Regions from separate parts of the Homo sapiens genome. Here region 2 is linked to region 1. The links are chromatin loops, found by intact Hi-C in ENCODE. Cell type or tissue: OCI-LY7. All regions are shown on one strand. Links, peaks and the distances in the headings refer to the core of each region. The heading gives the core; the rest is flanking DNA.

The links. Peaks named below come from ENCODE experiments on the same cell type or tissue, not always from the same donor. Only the 100,000 strongest peaks of a DNase experiment are listed, where the experiment ranks them.
Region 2: a loop joins it to region 1, with 2.2 times the contacts of the local background. A loop is called at or near these places in 6 of 110 quality-filtered maps.

The regions. Positions count from the first base shown.
Region 1 is chr20:49,818,277-49,825,197 of GRCh38, forward strand. SLC9A8 (solute carrier family 9 member A8) reads left to right here. Exons shown (of 16, transcript NM_015266.3): 3 at 4,785-4,865. Among named protein-coding and RNA genes, the nearest start is that of SLC9A8, 8.9 kb to the left of the region's middle. In OCI-LY7, for the core only: a CTCF peak has its summit at 3,730; DNase peaks (open chromatin) are centred at 3,265, 3,705 and 5,415; H3K4me3 peaks cover 2,364 bases; H3K27ac peaks cover 3,635 bases.
Region 2 is chr20:49,627,487-49,634,407 of GRCh38, forward strand. B4GALT5 (beta-1,4-galactosyltransferase 5) reads right to left here. Exons shown (of 9, transcript NM_004776.4): 9 at 5,459-6,921. LOC124904926 (a long non-coding RNA gene) reads right to left here and starts at 4,710. Exons shown (of 2, transcript XR_007067638.1): 1 at 4,450-4,710; 2 at 2,298-3,830. RefSeq lists enhancers at 3,125-3,174, 3,405-3,724, 3,775-4,457. In OCI-LY7, for the core only: no CTCF peak of the experiment used is centred there; DNase peaks (open chromatin) are centred at 3,305, 4,236 and 4,675; H3K4me3 peaks cover 3,244 bases; H3K27ac peaks cover 4,144 bases.

The sequences.
Region 1 (6,921 bases), core at 1,196-6,195:
TAGACTCTAGAGTCACACCAATGTTAGATGGCTTTCATTTTCACCTAATCAGATTCTTGATAGTTTATGAGTTAGTGTCTCTGCTTATGTGGAGGTTAGCATGTATTACCAAAACAGAATGATGCTTTCTTTTTAAGTAAATTTAAGGCATTGTTTGCCTGTTGCATGTTATTTTATTTCTGATTAGATATCCAAACATTGAATTTTTTTTTTTTTTTTTTTTTTTCCCCCTGAGATGGAATCTTGTTCTGTTGCCCAGGCTGGAGTGCAGTGGCATGATCTCACCTCACTGCAACTTCTGCCTCCCGGGTTCAAGTGATTCTCCTGCCTCAGCCTCCCAAGTAGCTGGGGTTACAGGTGCCTGCCACCACACCCAGCTAATTTTTGTATTTTTAGTAGAGATGGGGTTTCGCCATGTTGGCCAGGCTAGTCTTGAACTCTTGACCTCAGATGATCCACCTGCCTCAGCCTCCCAAAGTGCTGGGATTATAGGCATGAGCCACCACACCCAGTTCAAACAATGTAAATCTGATGGTGTTTTAAAAATTGCTGTTATTAGGTAACTTGCTAATTCATGAATAAATGAACTCAAGTGAATTAAGGGAAATTAGCCCATAGTTTATTCTAGACCTCAGAACTCCTGACCTGGAATTCATTTGCCACTTTTTGTTACTCTTTTAGTTAATTCAAATGAAATGGTAACTTTTGTGTCCTGTAAGCACATGACAGGATTACAGTGTGTTCCTCTTTGTTGAGAAGGGATGACAAAACTCTGTAGTTACTTTTGATTTTTAGAAGCTTGAAATCAGTTGACTTGCATTTAACCGTTGTTGATCTTTGACTCCACAAGAAAAAATGGGGAATCATTGTTATTTACTTACACTAGATTAACAATTAACATTATTTGACACATACATTTTATGGGCCTTGAAACTTAATGGAGTTATTATGATTGATATGTGTTTTATATATTTTCCATAGTCATTACTCCAGGCATGAAAAATTGAAAGCACACCCTCCATACCACACAGAAGTGTTTGCCCTTTCTTGCTCGGTTTTTTTCCAAGTGTACTTGAAAACGTGCTTGTTTTTGCATATACAGATGTATATTCGTAAGTACATGCAGAAACACAAATAATACATGTTTGGAGTTGCAAATTTGTTTTGACATAAATGGGGTCCCATAACTTGCCTTTTCATCTCACAGAATGTCTTGGAGATCATTGTATTGGTGTTTTTTCTGTCTACCTCATTCTTTTTTTTTTGTAGTAAATACATAACATACATTTACAATTTTAACCACTTTAAAATGTACAGTTCAGCAGCATCTAGTACATTCACAATGTTGTGCAGCTATCACTACTATCTAGTTTCAGAACATTTTCATCACCCCAAAAGAAAACCATTAAAAGCAGTCATTCCCCATCCCTCCCTTTTCTAGTCCTTGGCAACCACTATTCTGCTTTCTGTCTCTAGGAATTTGCCTATTTAGAATATTTCATATAAATGAAACCATATAATACGTGGCCTTTTGTGTCTGGTTTCTATTACTTAGCATAATGTTCTCAAGATTCATGTTATAGCATATGTTAGAATTGCATTCCTTTTTATGGCTGAGTAATATTCCACTGTATGGATATGCCACATGATGTTTATTCATTCATCAGTGAACATTTGGATTGTTTCTACCTTTTGGCTGTTGTGAATACTGCTGCTGTGAACATTTGTGTATAGGCTTTTGTGTGGATAAATGTTTTTATTTCTTTTGGATATATACCTGCAAGTGGAATTGCCGAGTCAAACGGTTACTGTATGTTTAACTTTCTCAGAAACTGACAAATGTTTTCCACAGGGGCTGCACCATTTTACAAGGGTTCCGGTTTCTCCATGTTCTTGCGAACACTTGTTTTCTGGTTTTAAAAAAATGATAGACTGGGCGTGGTGGCTCATACCTGCAATCTCAGCACTTTGGGAGGCTGAGGCGGGAAGATCACTTGAGGCCAGGAGTTCGAGACCAGCCTGGCAATATGGCGAAACCCTGTCTCTCCTAAAAATACAAAAAAATTAGCTGGGTGTGGGCGTGGTGGCATACACCTATAATCCCAGCTATTCGGGAGGCTGAGGCACTAGAATCATTTGAACCTGGGAGGTGGAGGTTTCAGTGAGCTGAGATTGCACCACTGCACTCCAGCCTGGGTGACAGAGTGAGACTCTGTCTCGGGGAAAAAAAAAATTATAGCTATCCTAGTGGATATGAAATTGTATTTTTGTTTTGTTTTGTTTTTTTTGAGATGGAATCTTGCTCTGTCTCCCAGGCTAGAGTGCAGTGGCATGATCTTGGCTCACTGCAACCTCTACCTCCTGGGTTCAAGTGATTCTCCTGTCTCAGCCTCCCATATAGCTGGGATTCAGGTGCGCACCACCACACCCTGCTAATTTTTGTATTTTTAGTAGAGACGGCGTTTCACCATGTTGGCCAGGCTGGTCTTGAACTCCGACCTCAGGTGATCTGCTTGCCTCAGCCTCCCAAAGTGCTGGGATTCCAGGTGTGAGCCACCGCACCAGGCCCTCACTGTATTTTTTAAAAAATCTTACATGTCCTTCCAGTGAATCATTGTATTTTGATTTTAGTTTCCCTTGTGACTATTGATGTTGAACATCTTTTGTCTATTCATGTCCTATGCCCGTTTAAAAGCTGTGGTGTTTGTCTCTTGGCTGTTGAGTTTAAGAGTTCTTTATATATTGTGGATAGTACACCTTTATCAGATATATGATTTGCAAATATTTTCTCCCCTTCTATGGATTGTCTTTTCTGACTTTATTCTTTTTAATGGCTGAAGGCTGTTACCTGGCATTGATGAGCCTTATATTAACTCTTTCTGTTAATAGTTTCCCCTTTTGCTCTTAAAGCCGCAAAGAGTTGTTTGATCTATTTATGAGAATAACTTAAATTTTTAAAAATCTAGCTTGGTACAAAGGAAGAGCAGAAACTGGTTCAACTCTCTTGGTCTATTTTCTGTCCACTTATGTGCTTATTTGCCGTTTTTTGTTTTGTCTAGACATTGGGCATGTTCATTAGTCACATGTTATGTTTATGCACTGGAACTTTTTTCTTGCCATTAGTATTTAATGTAGGATTTCTAACTAGGTTAAATATTTATATAAAAATAACACCACAGATTGATAGTTTAAAGCACAGAATGAAAAGAGGACAAAATGTCTACATTTACAACACTCTGGCCACCTGGTGTTTTTTGGTGGGATTAAAGAAACCTAATTTGTCAGTGCAGCCTCTGAGGGTGACCAGTTAACAGGCATGTGGATTGTTTAAACATTTCCTTGAAAAAAATAACAAAATTAATGTTAGTCCTGTTAATACTGTGGTTGATGAGCTGGTATACCATCTAGGTGCCCAGTAAAAGAAAGACATGCACGCTAACATTTGGATTAGGAAATTACATTCAGGAATAATTTTTGTGAAGTACCCATTTTTTTTGCCGGGGGGTTGGTGGGGGCAGAAATATCCCTTTCAAATCGTTTTATTTTACATCTTCTTATTTTCTTTCATAACAACACCTCTGTGAGGAAAGTTAGACATTATTCTGTTTTGGAGATTGAGGAATGAAGGCATCCAGCCAAGTGGGAGGTGGTGGGGTATGCTGTGGTTAAGAGCACAGATTTGGAATCTGACTCAATACTGCAGCACCTACCAGTGGTGTGACAGGGGCTGTGATGTCTAGAAGCCTCAGTTTTCTGATTTGTAATCAGAGAAGATAGTGGTAATGACAGCTAATTCCGAGGGAAGTTGGAGGATTAAATGAGAGAGTATTTGGGGTGTTCAGCCTAGTTCATGGCTCATGGGAAGTCCTCAGCCGATGGGAATGGCAGGACACAGCTGCACCCAGCTGGGGAGCAGGAGTGTTCCATATTCAGATCTCTGATGTTCTTGTCACCAAACCATTTACTTTTTCCTGTTTGTAAAACCCTTACTTCCCTCTATGTTAAGAGCCAGTCACATGATGGCAAAATAATTTGTGTCAATGCAATCTGTTGCAGTTACATTTATGTAAAAGTGATTGATTTCATTGACTTCCTCTTCACCATATAGTGTTCCAGTTGATAATCACTTCCAAAAAGTTGAAGACCATTTCTCAGAATCAGAAAAATTTGAATAATTTTAAATAATTTTATAAGGTTTAACAGCTTATATAAAAAAATAGGTTTCTGGCTGATCACCGTGGCTCACGCCTGTAATCCCAGCACTTTGGGAGGCCAAGGTGAGTGGATTGCTTGAGCCCAAGAGTTGGAGACCAGCCTGTGCAATGTGGCGAAACCCCATCTCTACTAAAAATACAAAAAAATTAGTTGGGTGTGGTGTCATGTGTCTCTAGTCCCAGCTACTTGGGAGGCTGAGATGGGAGAATCACCTGAGCCTGGGAAGTTGAGACTGCAGTGACCCTAGATCATACCACTGCACTCTAGCCTGGATGACACAGTGAGACCCTGTCTCAAAAAAGTTAGATTTCTGTTCCTCTTCCAATAACTACTGGGAAACAAACTAGTTCAGGCAGACAAAGAAGTATAGAGAAAATATAATAAACATTGTAAATGTACCTCCAGTTTAAGAAATGAGACACGAAAAACACCGCTGAAGTTCACTGTGTTATTCCAATTGTCCATTTCTGTGAGGACCCCCCCAGAAATAACCACTGACTTGAACTTGGTGTTTATCATTCAGAATTGAGTGTTTTTTTTAAAACATTGTATTATTTTTTTTTCCACAGCTATCTGCATCATATTGGTGCATTTACTGATCCGATACAGATTACATTTCTTGCCAGAGAGTGTTGCTGTTGTTTCTTTAGGTAAGTGTGTATTGGTGATTCCATAATAAAAGCAGTAACAATAACTACCATTTTTTGAGTGCCTCTTTAGTGCCAGGAACCACAAGAGATGCATCACATCCCTGATCTCATTTGATCCTCACTGCAACCTGCCCTAAGGGTGCTATGATCCCATTTTACAGATGAGGACACTGGGGCTCAAGAAGGGTAGTGACCTCCTAAAGGTCATGTAGAAGCCCAAAGGCCATACAGCTCTGTACAGCTCAAAGGCCCTTTCTTAGCCTTTTGCTTCTGGTAGAACTACCCTTGGGGAACATTGACCTCTACTGCTAGGCTAGGCTGACATCCAACTCAACTAAGGTAAGTAATGACACTTCATAGAATCACTCAATTTTATAGACAGAAGGGACTCTGACTTTACAGTTTAGGAGGAAGAAATGGCTCACTTAATGCCAGAGTCAGGTCTAAAGTCTTCAGAGAGCATTGTGCTCTACCCCACTTACATTTCTGTTTTGTTTCCTGTGCCAATTAACTGTTGAGATCTAGTTGCAGTGAATGAACCCGTGTAATAACAGGTGTGAATGCACACACAAGTTCATTGAAGTGGTTAGTGAAGGAAGAAGTGGGGAATTTCCGTAAGTGTAAGTTCAAGGCTAAAATGTGGGTGGAGACATGTAAGGCACAGTAAATAAAGTCTTACTAAGGTCAGCCAAAGCTTTTTATCAGTTTATTATATTGCAGTCACTTTTACTAGTTTCTACTTGCCTACTGATGGTATTTAATTTTTCCTGATCACTGCTGATGTTTAGAAATTAACTTTCATTGCCTGGTAGATCTTTAGTGGAGTAGTAATTCTTTCACAAGATAGTTATTGTTTAGATTAGCTTTGGAAATGATTGTTTAGACTCTGTTCACTAGCCTCCCCCTCCTCCCATCACCCCAGCAGTCCTACTACCTTGGTTCAGACTCTCCTGTATTTTCCCTGGACTTCAGTACTAAGTGCCAGATCCTGGCTTGTGAGGCTTCACATTGTCATCTATCTCATTTATGCCTTATGACCTCCAGGTGATGCCGTATTTTAAGGAATGGGCACCACTGGATAGTGTTGACCTCGAGTACAGGTTTCAAAACCAGTTTTACTCAAAAAGTTCTTGTTCTGTTTTTAGCATGTTTTTTAGCAATATATCTTGGTAGATTCTAACAACCTTAGCTAGTAAGATAGTCATAGAGCTCTAAGAATAGGAGCCTTGCTCATTAACATTCCTTTCTGCTATTAGGCATATTGAAAAGAACCTATGTGACTAATACCCATAATTCTGGGACATTCGGTAAAGGCTCTAAGAACTACTCCAAGGAATTTACAGTTGTGTGGTCAGTTTTATAGCTTCTTACATAAATTTGTTATCAAAATTATAGTTGGTGTGTATTTAGATATTATACACATGAAAATTAAAATGATAATTCTTATAATTTCATTTGGAATTTCAAGCTCCTCATGTTTCTTGAATGTCTGGGTAACTGCAGCTTGCTGAACACCAGTGCTTCTATTAGGACTTAGAGCAGACATTGTTGGTGGCTTACCAAAGAGTCATTTCCCCCTTCTTCCTTGAAAATAGAACCCCAAATTTGATCAGGTATCTTGCCACAGTGTGCTCAAGGAAGATGGGCCCCTCCAAGTCAAGATTGGTCTTTGCCATCATGTTAATTTCACTCTTCTCTGCCAATGATTAGTTCAGAGGGGTAGGGGCGGCAAGGCAGTGTGAAACCCAGTTCTGGCCAGTGACACCAAGGGGAAGCGTGATGAGGTAGTGGGTCCTGGAAAATGTTTTCCTCTCAGATAGTAATGAGACATTTCCCCTTCATTTCTTTGATGCTGCTGAATGAGAGTGTGATGCCTAGTGGACTGGTAGCCATCTTGCAACTACTGTGGCTCAAAGACAAAAGCCAGAATGCTAAGGATTGCCGAGGGGACAGATGGGAATCCCAGATTATTGATAGCATTGTTGCTTTGTTGAGTTGATAGCCCTGAAACTTCCTATCTTAGTGCTACCTTTTATATGAGATAATAAACATCTAT
Region 2 (6,921 bases), core at 574-5,573, 190 kb before region 1:
GTCAAACAGTGGCATTTGTCAGTCCCACATCTAGTCGTAGCAGGGTGCTGTGTGGGGCGGGCGTGGTGGCAGAGAAAAGGTGTGTCTTGGAGCAGTGAGAAAAGTACTCAGGGCTGTGCTTCCTCAAGGAGTCTCATGGCATGTAGCCTGCCTGGAAAGTTTTCTGCCAGCATCTAGCAGGTTGCATTTCACAAGCGGCATAAATCCTCCTTAACCGTTTGCCCTTACAGCTAGTTTGCATGTGATGGTAAATCTGAATTGTTACTCAGTGACTGTATTTATTAAGAACAGCCCACCTGCAAGGTACTGTGGCATCGAGGGTACCAGGTTAGGAGGAAACTAGCATTTTTTTTTTTTTAGACAGAGTCTCGCTCTCGTTGCCCAGGCTGGAGTGCAATGGCACTATCTCAGCTCACTGCAACCTCCACCTCCCGGGTTCAAGTGATTCTCCTGCCTCAGCCTCCCAAGTAGCTGGGATTGCAGGCGCCTGCCGCCATGCCTGGCTATTTTTTTGTGTATTTTTAGTAGAGACGGGGTTTCTCCATGTTGGCCAGGCTGGTCTCAAACTCCTGACCTCAGGTGATCCGCCCAAAGTGCTGGGATTACAGGCGTGAGCCACAGCGCCTGACCTCAGCAAAAGAATTTGGTAAGTCTAGAGGTAAAGCTTAATACTGTAAAGATGCTAAAGATGCTGTCTTCCCAGATCATTAATTTAGTGCAATGTCAGTCATGATCCTAGATTTTAAAAAGCAATTTTTTAAAATATAGAGACAGGGTCTCTTTGTTGCCCAGGCTGGTCTCAAACTCCTGGCTTCAAGTGATCCTCCTGCCTTGGCCTCCAAAGTACTGGGATTACAGGCATGAGCCACCATGCCTGGCCCTTAAATAGATTTTTAAATATAACTTGACAAAATAAATCTCACCGGATTGAGAAAATACATAAACATAGCCAAGAAAAACAATTTTTTTGAGTCAGAGTCTCATTCTGTGTCACCCAGGCTGGAGTGCAATGGTGCAATCATGGCTCACTGTAGCCTCACTCTCCTGGGCTCAAGTGATCCTCCAGCCTCAGCCTCGTCGGTAGCTGGGACTACAGGCACACACCACTGCACCTGGCTAATTTTTTCTTAAATTTTTGTAGAGACAGGGTTTCACTATGTTGCCCAGGCTGGTCTTGAACTCCTGGCCTCAAGTGACCCTCCTGCCTATGCCTGGCTGAAAATTTTGATGAGAATGGGGTTGTGTAAGTATGTTCACCCTGACAAAAGAGCTGTTTGCTTTGGATTTATGGACTTTTCTGTATGTATATTACACTTCTATAAATGTTTACAAAATTTGGGGTAGGATATAGAAAGTAGAGATAAACTTGTCTTATAAAAACATACTACAGGGCTATCATAATTAAAACTGTAAGGCATAATAAGACAAATAGCTCAATGAAATGGAAGAATCTTGCTACAGAATTTAATGTGTAAGACATGGGGAAATTATTGATTGTTCAATAAATACTGTTGAGACAATTAGCAATCCATTTGGAAAAAATAAATTATAGACCGCCCCTCCTGACCATATCATACACAAAATCCCCTTTAATTCCAGGGGTTAAAGATATAAATAGCATGATCATTCACTGATGGTAGAAGGATTAATTCATACTGCCTTTTTGTAGGACAACTTGGTAGGCTCCTTCAACATTTAAAATGTGCAGGTGGGGCGTGATGGCTGACGCCTGTAATCCCAACACTTTGGGAGGACAAGGCGGGTGGATCACTTGATCCCAGGAATTTGAGACCAGTGTGGGTAACATAGTAAGACCCTGTCTCTACAAAAAATACACTAATTAGCCAGGTGTGGTGTGTGTGCCTGTGGTCTCAGCTACTCAGGAAGCTGAGTTGGGAAGATAGCTTGAGCCCGGGAGGTTGAGGCTGCAGTGACCCATGATCGCACCACTGCACTCCAGCCTGGGGTGACGGAGTGAGACCTTATATCATAAACAAATAAATATATGTATGTATTTGTGTGTGCATGTGTGCATATATATGTGTGTGTGTGTGTGTGTGGGTGTGGGTGTGTATCCCTTGCTCCAACAATTTCATTTCTTGACTCTCTCAAGTTGGCCTACACATATATGTGCACATGGATTGATGTGCATCTGTGTTCACTGTGGTGCATATAATGTGATAGTGGAAAACTGGAAACTACCTCCATGTCCATTAGGAGGGGAATGGCTAAATTACATACATCCACACAAGAGATTACCATGTGTCACAATTCAAATAATAAGATAGGTTCAGTCATTCATGCAACAAATATTTATTGAGCAACTACTATGTGCTAAGACCAGTTCTTAGCTCTGGGGATAGAGCAGAAAACAAAACAGTCTCTGCCTTCATGGGGATTATATTTTAGTGGGGTTGACAGCCAATGAACAAAGAACAATAAAAATATAGTACGATTCAGAGTGAGAATATTGTGAATCAATAAAACAGGGTAAGGGGGGACAGGGACAGGGAGGTGGCATTTCAGACTGGGTGCTCATCAAATCTTCTCCAAGGAGGTAACATCTGGGCTTTATTTGAGGGAGCTCTTCATTCACGGAAAAGAGGTCTCCAGAAACATTAAGAAAAAACAAAACAAAACAAAAGTAATTACAGGACAACTTATGGTTTTTAAACTATGCCTTTGTTTTCCTAAGCATGCATATAGGTATACAGGTATAGATCTGGACATCAGCCAATGGCTGGACATGGTGGCTCACACCTGGAATCCCAGCACTTTGGGAGGCCAAGGCAAAAGGACGGCTGGAGCCCAGGAGTTCGAGACCAATCTGGACAACATGGTGAAACCCCATCTCTACAAGAAATACAAAAATTATAAAAATTAGCTGAGCGTGGTGGTGTGGGCTTGTAGTCCCAGCTACTTAGGAGGCTGAGGCGGGAGGATCACTTGAGCCCAGGAGGTTGAGGCTGTGGTGAGCTACAATCGTGCCACTGTACTCCAGCCTGGGTGACAGAGACTCCGTCTCAAAAAAACTAAAAAATGTAGACATCAGTCAAACTGCTAATATTAAAGGAGTGGTTTAACACTTATTTTCCAGCAAGCACATATTCACGTTACTTTTAGAATAGACTTTTCAACTCTGTGAACAAAAGCTATTTAGAGCACATATGCAAAAGAGTTGGGTCAGCAGAAGCAGCCTAGGGGTTAAGAGCGTCTTCCCTGGGGCAAAAATGTCCCCAGCCGGCTCAGCTGCTAGCTTTGTGACCTCAGGCAAGCTGTGGCTTCAGTTTGTCTAGAGTAGCTGTTCCATTTGGGTTTGTACCTAGAGGGAGGAGGCCAGGGGTGCTGCTGAACACCCGACAATGAGCAGGACAGCTCCCCCATTTGTCAAGAGCAATGTGGAGAAGCCGTGCTCCAGAACAAGGGGCAGTGCCCGCCTCTCAAGGGTTGAGGACTCACGGTGTGCAATGCACTTAGCATAGGCCCTGGCACATAGCAAGTACTCAATAAATAGGAACTATTTTTATTACTGGACTTCCCTGAAAACTAAAAAAAAAAAATGTTGAGAGTATGGAGGACGTGGTAGTGCCAGGAATCAGTTCTGCTGAATCCCAATTCCAGCAGCTGGCTGGAAGGGATCTCTGACCTCCACAGCAACAACAGTCTTCACGGGGTGTGTGTCTGCCAATGGGATGGCCTATACAGAGCTCCTCGTTCCTTCTGTTTGGTTTTTCTGGTTTGAATCTCATCTCCTGCCAGTAGTTCAGGGACATTCCCACCAGATCACCTGGTCTCTTGTACGTATTCAGCTGTGCTCTCTCAGACATTCCCTGTGGTTCAGAAGAAACACACTCAAGCTTCTCTTGTGGGAAAACCAAAACCCAACCCCACCTCACCTCCCACCCCCAGCTTCCCGCGCTTCCTGTGGCCCTGACCTCCTCTTTCCACCCCTTCCCAGGAAATCCAAGAGACACCCACTCTGCTGCTATCTCCTCCTTCCACCCCATCAGGTCAGCAAAACGGCTCCTGCCACATTTCCAACACCTGGCCACTGCCAACTCACTGCTTCTCCCTCTTCCTCTTGTATCGCTTCTCTGCTGCCTTCAGCACGGCTGACCACTCTCCCTCTTGGCCTGCTTGTCCTCCCACCCCTCCTCCTGCTCACTCATCCTCCTTTTCTCAACCAGGTTCTCAGAGGCTGGGCCAAGGCTGCTGCCTTCTCTTACTCCATGCTTCCTGTTCTCAATCCCCCAGCAATCTCACCCGCTGCTGGGTCCTTACTAACCTCCTCCACCCAAAGACTCCCCAGTCTGCCTGTAGCCCCCACCCTGCTGTCTCTGCCAGGTTGTCTCAAAACTCCCTGAACTCAGCAGTCACAACTGATCTCGTATCTATCCCGCCAATCTGGTCTGACTCTAGTGCCCCCATCTCAGGGAATGGCCCTGTTACCTGTGCAAGTGGGAAGCCAGCAGCTTAGGTGGAGTCCTCCATCCCCATCACCCCTGGCAGGTCCTGGGAGCACGACCTCAGTATCTCCCAGTCTCCCCTCCTCCGTCGTCCCTGCACCCATCTCACTCGCCCCTGCTTCTCTTCTGCTTCTGTACCATCGCTCGTTCTCCCTGCAACCAGAGCCATCTCTCAAAGTTGCTATGGAATCCGAATCGCATCACGCAGCCCTGCCTGCTGAAAACTCTTGAATCCACTGCTCTAAGGATGAAATGCAAACTCCTCCCCCTGTGCGCCCCCCTGCCCCCTCTACTCCAGCCACGCTGGCTTCCTCCCTGCCCTGCAGCTGTGTGCCACACGCTCCTTGTCTCCCCCTAGCTCACTTGCTTCCACCTTCCCTACATTCCCAACTGGAATGCCCACCCTACCATGCACTCGTCACCTGCAGCTTCCCCTTTTGGACCAGGTATTGAGGATACAATTTTAATCATACCCCCCAGTGGACCGTAAGTTTAATGAGTCCACTGATCCTGTCTTATTTTCTCTATTATTATGTCCCCGGCATCTGACACTATTAATACTGTGAGTGGCAAACATTCAACACATAGAAGCCATGATGACAATCTCTGAGCAGAATCTGGCATATAAACCCTACACTGATCCCAGAGAACCTTCTGGAATCAAACTCCATCAACCCTCACCACCCCCTTCACCCCCAAGTCCCCTCACTCAAGTGTCTTATGCAACTTTCTTGGTACCACCTGGGTGATTCTTGAAAGAAAACCCAAGCGTGGGCATGCCTGGGCAGCACAGTGGAGGACTGCTTCTGTTACACTGCGTAGCTTTTTACTCAGCCCGTTCACCTGCAGCACGGGTCAGGCAGTATTTACCCCAGCAAGACCCAGAGCTCAGCTGAGCTGCCTTAAGTTGAACTCCTGTAGGAAAGGAAAGGAAAAAGGAAAGACCCCCAAGGACCCAAACTGTCCTACACAAAGAGAAATGACCACCAAGGTTTGGTTCTTGAATATGTATTTTTTACTGAAAAAATCATTCATAAATTAACATACAAAAATGTACAAACACATGAGTAAATAATGTAATGACAAAGGACTATTTTTGTGAAAAGTGTTTTTTAAAACATCTTTAGATTTCAGTGCAAAAATGTACCCCTGGCACCTCTTAAAACGTAAGAGCAAGCTCAAAAACACGTAGTGATGGAAATAAGCTAGCTACGCTCAATGCCATCGTCAATGGTGAGTGGATACAATCAATCCATGTGGCTCCTGCTCAGCTATTAATGTCTGTGGTAGAGGATCTCTGACAAGAGGACCTATTATGTCAAAATGAGTATTCTTGCAAATACCCCCCCACCCCCCAAAACAGCATGAACAAACGGGGACACCTTTCCCTGCACACAGCAATCAAAGACAAGATTAAGGGGCCACCCATCAGTAGCCTTGAAGATTTTCAGCTACCAATATATGCACAAGGTCACATTTGGTTCCTGTTTTTTTTTTTAACATGACAATTTCACACTATTAACAGCACACGGGCCTGGCTGTACGTTTTTAACTATGACATTTCCCATATGATATTCGAGGCCTGGTGGACACATGACTGACAGTGCACATCCAGAGATTCTACACTCATCAGACACAGACATGACCGCAAAGGTATCAAAGTGACCCCACTTTAAGCAGTGAAAAAAGACCTTTCCTTTTGTTCTCAAATCAGCATTTTCTAAAGTCAGGTGTTAGCCTTTTGCCAACAGTGTGTACTTGATGGTAATTATGGCAACATAGAGCTTCAAACAAGATCGCCTGACAACACTGCCGCATACACATACGGCACCCAGGACTCAGAATCAGTCTGTCCTGGCAAATCCTTCCAAATGACATCATAGTGTTGTCACATTGAAAGCAACTCACAGCCTTCAGTGAGGAAAGGGGAGAGGAGAATGAGAAGGGGAGAAAAGCCAAGGCAGGGACAAAGGCCCGGTGGGGGATGGGGGTTGCAGGGTGGAGGGGGGTCTTTATTGCTATATGCACCATAAAACAAAGGAAAACCAAATGAACTTCTGTGTGTAATGTTCACTTGTGAAGGTATTTTAAAGCATGAAATGCTTAAGTCTTAAAAAACATATGCTATAGCTTACCGGCATTTTCAAGGGCAGGAACCTGCTCTCTCATATGAGCCGATAAGAGCTTTGCAATGCAATTTATTTTCTAAATACCACTCTATTCTTCAAAAGAACAAAAACACAAACAAACAAACAAACAAAACAAGGCCTGGCCAATCACTCCCACAGTTTGTGGGGATCATATGTCCACAGAACCATCACATGCAACGAAAAAAGCCCTAACCCACACACATACACACACACACCCCTACACACACCCATGTAAACTATGAAAATCAAGGAAGTTGAAGGCAAACAAGGCAATTAAAAAAAAATACGAAGTACTCTTCAGAAAG